2 separate regions of the Homo sapiens genome follow, and region 1 is linked to region 2. The links are chromatin contacts, found by Hi-C or POLR2A ChIA-PET in ENCODE. All regions are on one chromosome and are shown on one strand. Each heading gives the region's core, a stretch centred on a gene start or an enhancer-like site at or near the end of the contact. The rest is flanking DNA. Distances are from core to core; before and after follow the strand shown. Region 1 overlaps INPP4B (inositol polyphosphate-4-phosphatase type II B). Region 2 overlaps INPP4B (inositol polyphosphate-4-phosphatase type II B).

What was found. A loop is a pair of places that touch in the nucleus more often than their neighbours do. ChIA-PET counts read pairs that join two places held with the same protein, here RNA polymerase II (POLR2A). Pooled maps may share reads with other maps.
Region 1: a map of PC-9 shows a loop between it and region 2 (2.7-fold over the local background). The contact joins two enhancer-like sites. A Hi-C loop is called at or near these places in 1 of 168 maps with a recorded cell type or tissue (PC-9) and 7 of 50 pooled maps. POLR2A ChIA-PET finds 5 or more read pairs at or near these places in 1 of 52 experiments (PC-9).

What each region holds. Positions count from the first base shown.
Region 1 is chr4:142,816,229-142,818,928 of GRCh38, forward strand. All of the region lies in intron 1 of INPP4B (inositol polyphosphate-4-phosphatase type II B), which reads right to left. All of the region lies in intron 3 of USP38-DT (USP38 divergent transcript), which reads right to left. Among named protein-coding and RNA genes, the nearest start is that of INPP4B, 29 kb to the right of the region's middle. Within about 2 kb of position 1,388, at least 7 of the 41 ENCODE cell types and tissues checked have a DNase peak (open chromatin) inside an H3K27ac peak, as active enhancers do; they include PC-9, where a contact is called at or near this core.
Region 2 is chr4:142,718,647-142,721,346 of GRCh38, forward strand. The region is part of intron 2 of INPP4B (inositol polyphosphate-4-phosphatase type II B); the gene reads right to left. Among named protein-coding and RNA genes, the nearest start is that of INPP4B, 130 kb to the right of the region's middle. Within about 2 kb of position 1,390, at least 4 of the 41 ENCODE cell types and tissues checked have a DNase peak (open chromatin) inside an H3K27ac peak, as active enhancers do; they include PC-9, where a contact is called at or near this core.

The DNA.
Region 1 (2,700 bases), core at 138-2,637, 98 kb after region 2:
TGTAAGATTTAGAGAAGAAGATATTTCTCAGAATAAATTAAGTCAGGGTAAACTCAAAGTTGCTAATTTCCATTTCGTAAGAAATTATTTCATCAATAACATTATGATGATACCCTTTTAAATTATGTTTTTATAATTTCAATGCCCTTTTGTTAAATATTCTACCATAGGAAAAGTTAAGAGTTAGTGTGAGAAGGAAAAAGGATCTTCCCTTTAAAGATCGTTGAAGTTAAGAGTTAGTAACGATCTTAAAGGATCTTCTCTTCTCCCATTAAATCTTAACTTCCAGTCATTTCTCTAGGGCAACAGGCTTAAATTATTTCTCATCTTAAAAAAAACAAATAATAACAATATCCCATGGTGCCTAACTTCTTTAGAAAGTTGTGCATAAATATATAAAAATATACCTATACCTACATATGCGTATGCATACAGAAATATATATACATATATATATACATACACACACACATATTCAGCCATTACTCTTCCCTCATGGAAATGTTCTTAGGTACCCGTTATTTTTTCTTAATAGTATATTTGGATGTTCAAAGTAAAACTGTCATTTAACAACTATTAAGTACCTACTGAGTTCCAAATACCACTCTAGATATTGGGAAACAAATAAGGTATAATACACGCTTTCAAATACATTTAGAGTTTTGTGGGGAAGTGTTCTGGGTTGAATAGTGCCCCCAAAACTTTATGTCTACCTGGACCTCACAATGTGACCTTAATTGGAAATAGGGTCTTTGCAGATTCATTGAGTAAAGTTAATATGAGTTAGTATAATAAGAATTGATATAAGAATGGTTTCAGTTTAAATAAAACTCTTTAAAATACTGATACATACCAGTCCTTCTCTGTCAACATGGTTGTCCTAGATAAAAAATTATAAAGGACATAACAATGAAGATGGGGATCAGGGAGGAAATGGCATTTCATTAGTTCCTCAGTGGTTGATAAGCCTGTTCTTATACCTTGTATTGCACTCATTCATTTAACAAAGTGGTTGATCATTCTGACTACAGTATAAGAGTTTTTAGTGAGGTTTCCAGCCATCCCTAAAACTTTAAAACATAATACTAAAGATGTGTGAAATAAAATTATCAGTCACATATCTGATGAGTTTCCATCAGACAAGTGAGCAGGCCACTCAAAGCCTCTTCAGCCCCCTTGCTTTCTCCTCGATTATCCAAGCTTTACAAAGTCAAACTGCATATGGAGTGCTTTAATCTTTGAACGTACGGCTGCATCAGACCTTTCCCAGCTCTTCTCACACTTTTAATGGATCCAATTCACCTCCTTTCCAAGGAGCATGTCTAGGTAAGTGACAGGGTGACGATAATGCCTTGGCCACACAGGCCTCAGAAAAGAATGGTGACTAACGATTAAATGCTTAGCATGCCAGCCCACATAAACCACAAACCATGAAGCCAGGGATTAAGACTCACTGGCAGCACATCGCCCAGGAAGTCAGCTTTCAACTAGAACTAAATCAGTTTTAAATAACAACATTTCTTGGGTCTCTTCCATCATCATATTGTGCAACTTTATACTTCGGGTTTATTTGGACTAAAAATATAAAAACATCTAAACCTACTTTATAACTGCTATATATTGACGTTAAAAGGAAACCAAAATAACAATAAAAGACACCAGGAAATTGGGACTTCTTAGATAAACTTAGCTGTGTGGTATTTTGCTTCCCTTTCACTAGAATTAGAAAAATAAATGGCCCACTTTCTAGAAGTGGAGAGTGAAAGGGAGGGAAAGAGAAAAATTGAGAGGAAGAAAACATTTAAGTAACAAGAAAGCAACAGGATAGGAAAAATATCAAGTCTTCAGAATAGTAAGGAAATGGAACTCTAATAATGTTAAAGAATGCAAAGATGATAAGAAACCAGCTACTCTTGGCATCGTATGAAAAAGTGTGAGAGAAGAACCTGAACTATGTGCAGCTTGCATGTAGTCACTGAGTCCCCCCTACTCCCCTGCCCTGGCCAGTTTTTCATTTCCTCTCTGATATCATTTAAACTTCAAAGACCATCCATCACTCCTTCATTGAGAAATGCCTGCTTTCCCAGAAACAACACCAGGGCAGCTTTTTATGCCATTACTGGCATTTTATCAAAGTAAAATTTCCATGGGTTTTTCTCTCAGAGGCTATTCCAGGGCTTGTTTTTTCTACAAAAAAGGAAGGCAATTTAAACGTGTGTGTGTGTGTGTGTGTATTTCCAGTTCTATCTATATCTATATTTCAACAGAATTACAATTTCTGTAGGAATCAAAATTTGAATAAAGTAAATAATATACTTCAAAATCTTTATTATAAACATTTCATTGACAATATAGAAAGGAAATTGATACAGCATTAGCAATAAAAATTTTTGTGGCTAGTTGAGCTCCTGGGATCACCTCCTGCCCCGATCCGTGTAGCCAGCAGCTGCCTCTATACGCTTTCAAGTGCTGTGCCTGCTGCTTACAACTCTCTTCTCCTCCTACCACCACAACTCTGTCAGGTCACTGTTCAATTGTTCTCACATCAGAGAGCCCCTCGCCCTTATTAGTTTATATAAAATAGCAACCACCCAACATTCCTGTTTTATTTTTATCTTCATTCTGTTACATTTTTACCCATAGTGTGTCTCTTCCACTGATATCATATTGGCTTATGAGTTTTTGGTCCACTAGCATGTG
Region 2 (2,700 bases), core at 140-2,639:
GAAAGGTACAGCATTAGCTTGATGTTCATATTGATGTTCATATGCCAAGTAACTGTAGCATGATTTCAAATGTCTGCCTCATCACCTGTAAACATAATTAAAGAATAACAATCAAAGTCTTGGGGAAAATCCTGTTAAGTCCTTTTTACTGGTAGTTCTAAAATAGAGATGCAAAACTCAGTAAGATTTAAGAAACTCAGTGTTAATCTTATGAAGTTAAACCAATAATCCTCAAATATAACAACTTCAGTATGAAAGTACATATTCCCTGAGCCTATGAACTAGCTCAGTTAGCCCCACCTCACTATACCAACTAAAAAAATCTTAAACATGATAAAGATGTAACATTTACATTAATATTTTCCTTGGTACAATGTGCTTCAGGAAAGCAAATGTTTTTATAATTATCTTTACATCTTGAATGGATTTAAAGCAGATTTTTTTCCAAGGGAGAGAAATGGGAACAACTCTTCCTTTCTCTTTATCACTTACAAACCTGCTTCACACTTGGTTGACTCACACCCAATCACCTATGACTGATTTCTAAATCATGCTTAAGATCCAACAAATTAGATTGAATCCTCCTGCTAATGTAAACCTAACCTTATAAAAAATTAATGGCATTATTTAAAATAACATTATTAGTATCTATTGAACATTGGCCAATACTACAATTTTCTTATTTTTTATTTTTTGAGACAGGGTCTTACTTTGCCACCCAGGCTGGAGTGTAGTGGTGTGACCACGGCTCCCTGCTGCCTCAACCTCTCGGGGGTTAGGTGATCCTCCCACCTCAGCCTCCTGAGTAGCTAGGACTACAGGTGCCCGTCACATGCCCAGCTAATTTTTGTATTTTTAGTAAAAATGGGGTTTCGCGATGTTGCCCAGGCTGGTCTCAAATTCCTGGCCTCAAGTGATCTGCACGCCTCGGCCTCCCAAAGTGCTGGGATTACAGGCATGACCCATTGAACCCAGCCTATAATTTTCTTATTAATTTCTGAAAAAAATGAGATACTTTTACTAATTCTTAAAAACTAAAAAATTATATGTACTATAATCCATGGAAAATATCATTTTTTCTTATTTCTAGATGATGTTGTCAACTCATGAGCAAACATTCATAATACTCTATGGCATCTATCCAAAAGTTGAGTACCTTGTAACAACTGAACAGAGATCCATGAAAGTTTAGAAATTATTAAGGAAAAAAATTAAAGATAGAATTTACTAAGTAAAAAGGGCACAGATGTGGATGCCGAAAAATTAATACTACACAATCTTCTGATGGGCTATAGCACCAAATGCTGTTACAAAAACAGAATGAAACAAAACCAAAGCACAAATACCCATCCAATGATGGCATAAATGAATCATAAAGTATCAAAGCAGAAGTTTAGAGCTCTGGCATCAGGTACAATTCCTGACAAATTACTCAAGTTCACCCATAATTCGTCATTGTCATCTCAATGATACAGAGAATACTGGAAGTAAAAATAACTTGTTACATGTGAACAGAAACTGGTTTAGAAAATAATTCAAAAATATTTTATGCCTGCACTCCTACTCTTTGTACGGCAAAAAAAATAGTTCTTAAACTTTCAAATTAAGTACCTACTATTCTCAGGTAAGATGTTCTAATGAAGTATCATTTTTTATTGTTAGCAAATTAAGGTCACAGGACCCCTAGGAGGTTGCTGCTGACATCTAGTGGCATACTTTTTAAAACATCAAATTCATTAAAAATATAGAGAGCTATCCCTCATTACCCAGTGGGGTATGGTTCCAGGTTTCCTCTTTCCCAATGTACCAGAATATGCGGATGTTCAAGTCCCTTATATAAAACGGCATAGTCTTTGCACATAACCTATGCACATCCTCCCAGACACTTTATATCATCTCTAGATTATAATACCTACTACAGTGTAAACGCTATATAAATAGTTGTTTTACTGCATTGTCTTTTAATTTGTATTATTTTTTATTGTCTGTTTTTTTTTCCAAATATTTTTGATTCCCAGTTGGTTGAATCTATGGATGTGGAACCCATTAATATGAACAGCCAACTGTATATGTGTATATATATACATATATATATATATATACATATATATATAATCTCTCTCTCTCTCTCTCTCTCTCTCTCTCTCTCTCTCTCTCTCTCTCTATATATATATATATATATAGTTTTCTTATTTTTTATTTTTTGAGACAGGGTCTTACTTTGTCACCCAGGCTGGAGTGCATCTCGTGTGTGTGTGTGTGTGTGTGTGTGTGTGTGTGTATGATTTTCAGCATCATATATATAGAGAGAGAGAAAGAGAAGAACAAACATACATTTATGTTCAAGCGTGTACTTGCAAAATCTAGTGGACATGTTACCAATTATTTGTAGCCCAGATCACTTTGTCTTCAATGATGTGATTCTCCTTCCAAAGTAATCTTAGTGCTGCAAAACCAGAAATAAAAATGAGCAGATCTGCTAAAGCCTTAAAGGAACCAATTCCCTCAAAGACTTTAGTCTTTTACTGGGAATTGCCAATTCTCTGAGAGCCCCAATTCCCAAAGGCTTCTCCCCAAACCCAATAGGCCTAATTTCTTTTCAGCTTTCCAAATAACCATGACCCTACTCCATTTCCATACCTGGCATTTAAGTACTTTTAGGATCTTAGCCTAGAGAGACTCCACTATAGAGCAGAGTAT